2 separate regions of the Homo sapiens genome follow, and region 2 is linked to region 1. Evidence: read pairs that join two places in POLR2A ChIA-PET (ENCODE). Cell type or tissue: endothelial cell of umbilical vein. All regions are shown on one strand.

Region 1 (5,000 bases):
CCTGGGCAACAGAGTGAGGCTCTGTCTCAAAAAAAAAAAAAAAAGAAAAAGAAAAAAGAAACAAGTGGAGTCTGCTGGAACACTAAAGGCAAAAGAAAGTGTTCAGAAGAATGTACTCTACTTGATAAAGTTTCCCACAGGGGTATGGGTTAACAATTTTGATAATCCTACACATGTATACTGGACTTGAACAATTAAGTAAATGGATGGTGGATGTGGATGATGGGAACCAGGTTTCCCGTTATTGGAGTGGGAATTTAGAGATAAGCAAGCAGGAAGCAAGCCAAATGATCCCTGGATTCAAGTGGTAAATATAAACAGGAACTCATGTTTAGCTTAATATATATACAGATGGTTACAAATGGAAATATAGATATGTGTGTATATATATACACATTGGTATATACAGATATATTTCTTTGTTCTGTCAGTTGAGAAGGCTTAAAAGAAATGATACCCCAAGGCCAGGTGTGGTGGCTCACGCCTGTAATCCCAACACTTTGGGAGGCCAAGGCAGGAGGATGGCTTGAGGCCGGGAGTTGTATCAGTCTGGGCAACATGGCAAGACCTTATCTCTACAAAAAAAAAAATTGAAAATTAAAATTAGCTGAGTGTGGTGGCACACACCTGTGGTCCTAGCTACTCAGGAGGCTAAGGAGGGAGGATCACTTGAGCCCAGGAGGTCTAGGCTGCAGTTTTTATTGTCTTTAAATTCTCTTCAGATAATTTACCCCCGCATTGCCTACACAGCACACTGCAGAGTGCTGGGCAACTTGGTAATTAACCCTCTAATTGTGTAAACTGGAAGCTTCGTGAGGTTATGGCTTCATTACCATGGCTACGTGGCTGTAGCCATGAGTGTGCACTCCAGTGTGGGTGATGGAGTGAGACTCTGTCTCAAAAAGGAAGGGAGGGAGGGAGGGAGGGAGGAAGGAAATAAATGACACCCTAGTAGCAATGAGTGCACCTAGCGCCCAGTTCTTGGTTTCTAATAAATACCCTTCTCCGAAACAATCAAAGCTCTTGCGAAATGGCTGATTTGAGGACTGGGGCAGGAAATACGAAAGATGAGCCTGAGGCATCTTGTAGTGCCAGAAAGTAAGGAAGTGCTTGACGGCAACGAGAAAACCCCACAAAAATAGGGGTGTGTCAAAGGGAGACGGGAGCCAACCGAAAGAGCTCCCAAAAGCCAAAGCTGGAACAACTTGAGCAACAAAATCAAATAGTATTGGATTATAACCTAAAGTATTAAATAATTATCTGTGAATCCATACTGATATAAATAAATTACTGAATAAATGAGACAAATCTTCAGTGTAGAAAAATCCCAAATAATCTATGTAGCTATTCCAACCTTAAGGAGATAGAGCATAACTCCTCACTTAAGTGTGGCCCGAGCATAGTGACTTCCTTCCAAAGAGTACAGTATGAAAAGGGGCAAAAGAAGACTGACTTTCCAGTAGAGAAACCTGACGCAGCACCAACAGTGATGTCATGTTGCTATGTGAGAAACCGCCCCAGCCAAGAGGAGCCCAGAGAGACACGACAGCTAGTGCGATGAGGCATGCTGGATGGATCCTGGAGTAGAAAAAGATGGAGTAGAAAAAGAACGTTGGGTAAAAACGAAGGAAATCTGAATAAACTGTGAACTCTAATTAATAAATAATGTATCATTATTGGTTTATTAATTGGAACAAATATACCATGCGTCTGCAATACCATATGTGATGTTAATAGCAGAAACACCAGCCTGAGCAACATGGCGAGACTTCATCTCTATGAAAAATGCAAAAATCAGCTGGGCTTGGTGGCATGCCCCTGTAGTCTCTGCTACTTGGGAGGCTGAGGTGGGAGGATCGCCTGAGCCTGGGAGGCGGAGGTTGCAGTGAGCCGAGATCGCGCCACTGCACTCCAGCCTGGGTGAAAGAGCGGGACCCTGTCTCAATAATAATAATAATAATGAAAGAAACAGGGTGGGTGGCTGGGGTAGACGGGAACTTTATATTCACAATTTTTCTGTAAATCTAAAAGTGTTCTAAAAAATTGAAGTTTTTTTTTTGTAATGGCAAACGGGTTTTAAAAACACATTTGGTTTATTTAGACTCCAGAGTGTCAGAGCCATTTACGCAGCCCGCCTCAAAAACAGAATTTCTTCCATGGATTAAGAGAAATATTCATTTATCCTCCAGTTGTAATGTTCTGAACCAGGAATTAGATGGTTCAGTAAAAGTTGCCTACCAACTAATTAAGTCAATGTCTCATGAACTCTGCATCAAAAAACTCGGTATCTTTAATTTTGTATGCATTTGAAATACAAAGGAAAGATGACTAGTTCCTTGATCATTTTAAGTTAAATTAAAATACCTATAATGAAAGACATTCATATAGAGCAGACTATATCATCCCATTGCCTACATTTTCATTTCCTAAAATTGTTTTAGTAGAGAATGGTATATATTGTTGCGTAATTGAAACAGTTTTGCTCTCCTTAAATAAAATAGCAGCCAAAGATTATTCAGGGTGCAGCTGACAGAGGCCTTACTGCCAATTCCTTCTGATCTGGAGAATTCCTAAAAAAAAAAAAAAAAATATCGAGTCTTCTTGTTACACCGAAGAGAAGGAGGGCAGGGTCGAAGCGCATTGGTGGTGTCCCTGGGCCGAGGGCAGGGCTCTAAGTCACGGGACCTGCTGATTGGTGGACTCCCCAGAGCTGGGGGGCGGGGCCTCTGGCGATGGAGCTCGGAGTCCATTGGCTGCGAGGCTAGAGGATGGTGTAATGGACAGCATCGGCCTGTGCGGCCGGTTTCTATGGCAACGGAGGCTTGAAAGAGCCACTCAGATTTCGGCGCTCGCCCCCAACTCCCCTTTCCGGAGGGGGCAGGGCGGCCTGGATTTGGGGGCCGGCGGAGGAGGCGTGGGGGCTGGGAGTTAAGGAGACAGGGCTTTCCTTGGACCAAACCAACCCAGCAATGCCACATTGGAAGTGGGTTTGAGGAACCGGGCCTGCGTGCTCATTTGAAAAAAAATCAGCCAAACAGAAAGGTATGAAGAAGAAACACCTATAATTCCATCCTTCCCTGACTTCTCCACTCGTAACATTTTGAACAGCAAAGCTTGGCACAGAACTGGCACTCAATGGGAGGAAGAGAGGGAGGGAAGGAAGGAAGGGGAGAAGGGGAGGGAGGGTCGATGATGTGGACAACGTGGCGTGACACGAAGTGCCCGCCCCCTTGGGCTGAAAGTCACAGGCAGGCCCGCAGAGCTGACGGGATATAACAGACTTGGATTTGGGGGCTTGGAGGAGGAGGGGTGGGACAGCCAAAGGCTCCTTGATTCCATCCCGGGATTTGGGAGGCCTGACTGCAGAAAGACTCCTCTCCGGCTTCACACCCCGCCAGCCCTGCCACTTGCAGCCGCCAGTGCTTCCAGTCTCCAGATCCCTGTGTCTTTGTGTTTGGGGAATAATAAACAGTGCCTGCTTCATCGAGTTGGTGTCAGAACTGAGTTAATGCATGGAAAGTTCTTAATACAATGCCTGAAACGTAGTAAACGTGCAATCAACCAGCTATTATCACAATTGAAGACGGTGGGATTTGACTAGGTGGAGAGAATGGGGAGGTTATTGGCTGTGGGTAAGGAGGCAGGAGGGAGCAGCCGTGTTGAAACCCTGCAAAGAGAGCAGTTTGGAGATCATACAGGAAGTCATAGGAGACGACAGCCAGAGGGCATTCTTCTCAAGCCCTTGACATGGATTATTTTATTTCATTTTCTCACCAGCCCTGATAATGTAGTTATTACCATAGACCCATTTTCCTGCTCAGGAAACTGAAGTTCAGAGAGGTTATGTAGCTTGTCTATGCAAAGAAATGACAGAACCAAATGGGCATTTGTGGGGCTCAGAACAAGAGTAGAGTTGGAGGCCCATATACCATATGTCTCTATAGTTAGAAATTATACAACAGTCCAGCAAGTGTTAAATGAAATATGTTCTGTTTTCTTCCTTGATGGATATATCCTCTAACAACCTGGAAGGCCATGTTCAAATTAGAATTCTAAGACCCTTGGAGTTATGTGCCAGAATGTGTAGGCCCAAGGAGACCTGTCCCCTGGAACCTGTATCCATCCCTTATCCAGCTACCTCTCATCCCATCAGTGATGGAGCTAGCATGCATGGGTCAACACCTAGCTGTCACCTGCAAACAGCTATCTTGAGGCCCAAGGCTCAGGTCTATAAGATGTGCATCAGGCAGTATAGTTTGCCCTCAGGTGAGATGAAGCCAGGGATGAGGCCCACAAAGAGCCCTGTGAATTAACTTAGTGACATTTTGGAAGGGAATTATCGGGTATCAGAGCGTGTTCTAGAAGGCATAGGCACAGACTCTGGGTGGGCACTTCTCATGCCTGCAGAATCCTCGCCCCAAGGGGAGGGGTGGTGGGGGACTCAGGGAAGGGGCCACTCTTGCCAGGCTTCAAAGCCACGCATTCAGAATCCAGGAGCCTGGTGCTTCTCCCCTGTGCCTCACAGTGCCATGGGGCATGCTGGCTGACTTCCAGTGATTTTATGCTCTCAGAGAAATAGAGGAGGATGAGCTAGTAAACCGAGGGCCTGACCTCCCAGGTCCTATCCTCCCTTATCAAAGGTGGGAAAACTAAAAGAGTGAGTTAGCTTTTAAAAGATGAATGAATAAGCCCTTGTTCAGTATGTGTCAATGACAGAGTGCTAAGGTATGTTAAGTATATTAAAGAAGGACAAGTAGACACGTGTCTTAATCTGTAACCTCAGCCAAGTGATTCTAGATCATGCATGCAATAAATATTTATTAGGCTTTACTCTGTGCCAGGCATAGTGCTAATTGCTCAAGCTATAACCGTGAGCCAAAAGAGACTGGTTCCTGCCCTCAGGGAGCTCAAAGTGGAGAGGCAGAGGCAGATATCAATCAAACCATGGCACAAATAAGTATATCATTGCACCCGAGTAACTGCTGAAGGAGAGGCCAGGG
Region 2 (5,000 bases), 670 kb before region 1:
CCAGGCCCTCCCTCCTGCCACTCTGTGTACCCAAATTCAATTCCCTGTCGTTCTCTGAAATGATCTCCCTCTCCCACTTAGGATGTAAACTTCATGAGGGGAAGGTCTGTCTCATTCACTGATGTATCTGCAGTGCCTTGAAAAGTGCCTGGCACATAGTAGGCCCTCAATAAATATCTGTGGAAGGAACAAGCTTTTCAGTGGGTGGGTGATTGTGTCCATTTTAATCTTGTTTGTTTTTGAGACAGGGTCTCTCTCTGTCACCCAGACTGGAGGGCAATAGCACGATCTTAGCTCATTGCAGCCTTGACCTCTTGGGCTCAAGCAGTCCTCCCACCTCAGCCTCCTGAGTAGCTGGGACTATAGGCACGCATCACCATGCCTGGCTAATTTTTTTTTTTTATTTTCATAGAGATAAGGGTCTCACTATGTTGCCCAGGCTGGTCTCAAATTCCTGGCCTTAAGTAATCCTCCCACCTCAGCCTCCCAAAGTGCTGGGATTACAGGTGTGAGCCACCGCACCTGGACAGTGTTCCTTTTACAAATGAGCAAACTGAGGTTAAGTAACTGTCCCAGGGAGTAAAGGTGGGGCTGGGATTTGAGAACAGGTTTGTCTCATCCCAAACCTTGGAGTCCTACCTCTACCCTCTAAGGCTGCTGCCCAGCAGGACTAATTGAAAGCTTCCTGTCTAGGAAGGACAGGGTAATCATAAGAGATGTGTCATTTGGAATAGCAGTGCCCCAACCATCCTCAGGCCCAGAGCAGGGTGCAGCAATGGATGTAGCAGACCTGGGCTACCCAGACAGGGGCCAGGGGCCAGGCTGTGCACTAGCCCAGACAGAGAGGACCAGCTGGCTGGAGATAAAGAATCAAAGGTGCCCATCCAGAGGTCTGAGTTCTAGCTCCTCCCCTCCCATGACTCACTGTGTGGCTTCTAACAAGTGCCTACCCCTCTCTCAACTCAGGACACTTCCTGTAAAATGCTGTTACTACCTCAGGCTACAGATAATAGACTCTGCCTAATTGCCTTCTCAAAAGAGGGTGCCGGAGTCTTTTACAGTTTCCGTATCTTGTAGGTCATGGTGGTATTTCATTCTTGTTCTCATCTTCAATTTGAAAATTCTTAGGGAAGTAGAACAGCTTTGCGTATGGTTATTGTCCTATTTGTCTTTCTTTTTTAAATTCCTTGTAATGTCTTTGCCCATTCTCCCTCCACACACTTGGATCATTCCCCTTTTTCTTATTGATTTATAGGAGCTCGTTGTGTATTAAGGATATTCTTGGCTTACTTTGTGTGTAACTGGCTTAATGATGATACTGAAGTTGTAACAGAGGGTTACAAACATGGCATGCTTTCCATGCACCCCCCACCCCCCACCCCCAATGCACAGTCGTATTTTTAAACTCCAATCCTTAATAACTTTGGGCAGATCTCAAAGCTTTCTGGTAACTTTCAGCTATTAAAAAGCCTAGTCCAGTGCTGAATTTTTAAAATACAGGTCTGATTTGAAGCTCTCCTTTCCCATCACTGCTTCCCCATCACTGCCTGACTCAGCTTCTGACTCCACTGATTTGCCCTGTAGGGAGATATGTCATGCTGTCTCATTCTCTTCTCTCCTCCCTCTGGGTTGATTTCTCCCCTGTATGTTGGGGAGCAGAAGAAGGAATGGGGATAGAGACAGCTGTCACTACCCTGATGCTGCTGTGGCCTCCACAATTCCCGGTGTTAGAAAACTCTGGGGCCATCACCAGTGAGCAGCAGGGAGGGACTGGGACTAAATGTTCCTCTGCCTCCATCCATGCCCTCCCCTTTCTCCCACGTGTGGCAGGTGCCTAATTGGTACACAGGTGTGATTACTGAGCAAGGAGCACGAGCTTGACCTCTTCAGATCACCCTAGCTTCCTCACTACCCCATCCCCACTTCAACAGCCTCATGCCCCTTTGGGCTGGAAAACCATGGCTTAGATTAAGCTCAAGAGCCTCCTTCAATGTCCACTTGACCAAATATAGGAAATTGACAGGAAATTGGTCAAATGGTGGCAATGCAGGCTGCCTCTGCCAGACCCCACCCCTTTTGCATTTCTCATTCATTCTCCACTCACTCCCAATGGACACAGGGCAGATCAACAAGAGTGAGTTCAATCAAGGGATGGAATGCCTGTTTCCCTCTGGTTCATAGCTTCTCCCCTCCAAACCATGAGCCCACCTGGGCTTGGGAGTTGGGGGCATGCCGTGCCCTACCCTGCCCCAGTCACTGCTGGCCAATCCTCCTTAGATCCTCTTTAGAAACTGGCTTATATGGGCTGGGGAGGCAGTGGGGCAGGTCAGGGATGGGGGTGACAAAGATAGTTGGCCCCCTCTCAATAAGTCCTAGAGAGGATGTCTGACTCCAATCTCAGACTCGGAGGCAGCTCTCTTTAGAACAGCAAAATATGTCCTATTCATTCTTACATCCAATAAACATTTTACAGAGCACCTAGTAGACATGTGGCCCCATGCATGGCATTGGAGAGTCACTGGTGAACAAAAGTCCTGGGGAAATTTACATTTCCAATCCAGTATGATTTTGTATGTCTTTCTAAAATGTTTCTACAGGTCTGTGATTTGTCTTTTAACTTTAATAAATAAAGGATCCTGGCACATAGATGATATTCAAGAAATATCTGCTGAATGGATGGATGGACGGATAGATGGTTGGGTGGATGATGGGTGGGTGGGTGGATAGATGGATGGATGGATGGATAGATGAGTGGGTGGGTGGATGGATGGATAGATGGGTGGGTGAGTGGATGGATATATGGGTGGGTGGATGGATGGATGGATGGATGGGGATGGATAGATGGGTGGGCAGATGGGTAGGTGGGTGGGTGGATGGATGGATGGATGGATGGATAGATGAGTGGGTGGGTGGATGGATGGATGGATAGATGGGTGGGTGAGTGGATGGATAGATGGGTTGGTGGATGGATAGATGGGTGGGTGATTGGATGGATAGATGGGTTGGTGGATGGATGGATGGGTGGATGGATGGATGGATAGATGGGTGGGTGAGTGGATGGATAGATGGGTGGGTGGGTGGATGGATGGATGGATGGATGGATGGATGGGGATGGATGGATGGATGGATGGGGATGGATAGATGGGTGGGCAGATGGGTAGGTGGGTGGGTGGATGGATGGATGGATGGGTGAACAGTGGGCCTTTAGAAACACTGAGTTTAACCATCCATTTGACAGATGGAGAAACTGAAGCCCAGAGACAGGGAGACACTTGCCTGAGGACACACAGAACTGGACAAGAGTCCACATCTGGGGCTCTCTCCCTTGTACTACTAGGATTTGAGTGTTGAAGAAGGCCCATGGGGAGAGACCAGACCCAGAATAGGGTCCTTGAAGATGCTCACTTTGTGCCAGGTGTGATTACTGGGCAAGGAGCATGGAGCATTGGGCTGGAGGCCCAAACTGCATTCCCAACTCTCTGCCACCCCTTGGAAGCTCCAGGTACCCAGGGTGCTGGCTGAGAAGAACTGGGGCTTTCCCAGGAACACTGGCAGGGACACACTGACCAAGGACCTGCCTCAGTCAGCGCTGACTTTTAGACCTGGCCCCCTTTCCTGATGCTCACTGGCAGTGGGGCCCCAAGTCTTCTCAGCACTGGGAGCTGATTATATTTCTCAGCTTTCTTTTTTTCTGAGACAGAGTCTCACTCTGTCGCCCAGGGTGGAGTGTAGTGGCATGATCTCGGCTCACTGCAACCTCTGCTGCCCAGGTTCAAGTGATTCTCCTGCCTCAGCCTCCCAAGTAGCTGGGATTACAGGTGCGCACCACCACACCTGGTGCAGGTGTTTTGTGTTTTTAGTAGAGACGGGGTTTCACCGTCTTGGTCAGGCTGGTCTTGAACTCCTGACCTCATGATCCACCCGCCTCAGCCTCCCAAAGTGCTGGGATTACAGGTGTGAACCACCGTGCCTGGCCTATTTCTAAGCTTTCTTAGAGCTTAATTATGTAAGGTGAGGAGGGTATTTATTTTGGACCTATTCTGGGGCCTAGACTCTCCCCAGTACTTAAAATAATAATAACTATCTGTTACTAAGACTGCCTGGCTTTGAGTTTGCCACTCACCAGCTATGGGATCTGGGCAACTTACTTACCTTCTCTGTGCCTTAGCTTCCTTGTCCGCAAGACCAGATAATACTACCCATCTTGCAGGATTGTTGAGGCAGTCTGGCCTGTGAAAGAAGAGATCCACAACTGCTAGCAGCTCCCACATTGCTGTGCACCCCATGTCAGCCAAACCCTGTTTTGGCATGCCACACACAAAACCAGCTTACCACACTGTCACAACATGTGAGCATAGTCGTTATCCCCATTTACAGACGGGAAAACCAATGCTCAGAGAAGCTAGTGTGGGAATGAACCCAGGCTCCAGAGTCCCACAAAATTATATCACCTGCCTTGCAGCCATTAGCACTGTGGAACTCTGGGGTTCAAAGGTTCCTTAGGGGGTATCCAAGCTCTCAGAGGCTGCCTCTAGAAGTAGGCAAAGGAAACCAAAAAGACAGCTCAAGATGCTCACCCTCACCCCCATCCTGGCCTCAGCCAAAGCAGCTCAACTCATTCATTTTAGGAATCGATCTCTCATGTCACATTTCATCTTGCAAAAAGGAAGGCTCCCTTGGCTAAGAAAAAGTTCAAAAGTTCTTTATCAAGACCAAGGCTCTGCTTTTCCGATAGGAAACTGCATTCCCAACTCTCTGCCACCCCTTGGAAGCTCCAGGTGCTCTGCCAAAGGTCATACAATGAGTCTGAGTCCAAGGTGGGACAGGAGCAAAGGTCCTAATTCCTAGCCCTGAGCTCTGTTGATTGCAGGACTTCACAAAAAAGTGAAGAAGGTCGTTTGCAGAACAAACTTCAAAACCTGGTACCTTTCTCACTCGGGCTCATCTTAGGAATCAACGAGCTTTCAGCTCCCCTTAGAAGGTTTCCTCCCACCCTTCCT

The links. ChIA-PET counts read pairs that join two places held together with the same protein. Peaks named below come from ENCODE experiments on the same cell type or tissue, not always from the same donor. Only the 100,000 strongest peaks of a DNase experiment are listed, where the experiment ranks them.
Region 2: POLR2A ChIA-PET joins it to region 1 with 5 read pairs; 2 of 35 experiments call an interaction of 5 or more read pairs at or near these places.

Annotation. Positions count from the first base shown.
Region 1 is chr20:308,309-313,308 of GRCh38, reverse strand. No RefSeq gene overlaps it. Among named protein-coding and RNA genes, the nearest start is that of ZCCHC3, 13 kb to the right of the region's middle. RefSeq lists enhancers at 2,741-2,820, 3,570-3,629. In endothelial cell of umbilical vein, no CTCF peak of the experiment used is centred here; DNase peaks (open chromatin) are centred at 2,708 and 3,118; H3K4me3 peaks cover 929 bases; H3K27ac peaks cover 1,650 bases.
Region 2 is chr20:983,032-988,031 of GRCh38, reverse strand. The region is part of intron 1 of RSPO4 (R-spondin 4); the gene reads left to right. Among named protein-coding and RNA genes, the nearest start is that of RSPO4, 17 kb to the left of the region's middle. In endothelial cell of umbilical vein, no CTCF peak of the experiment used is centred here; no DNase peak of the experiment used is centred here.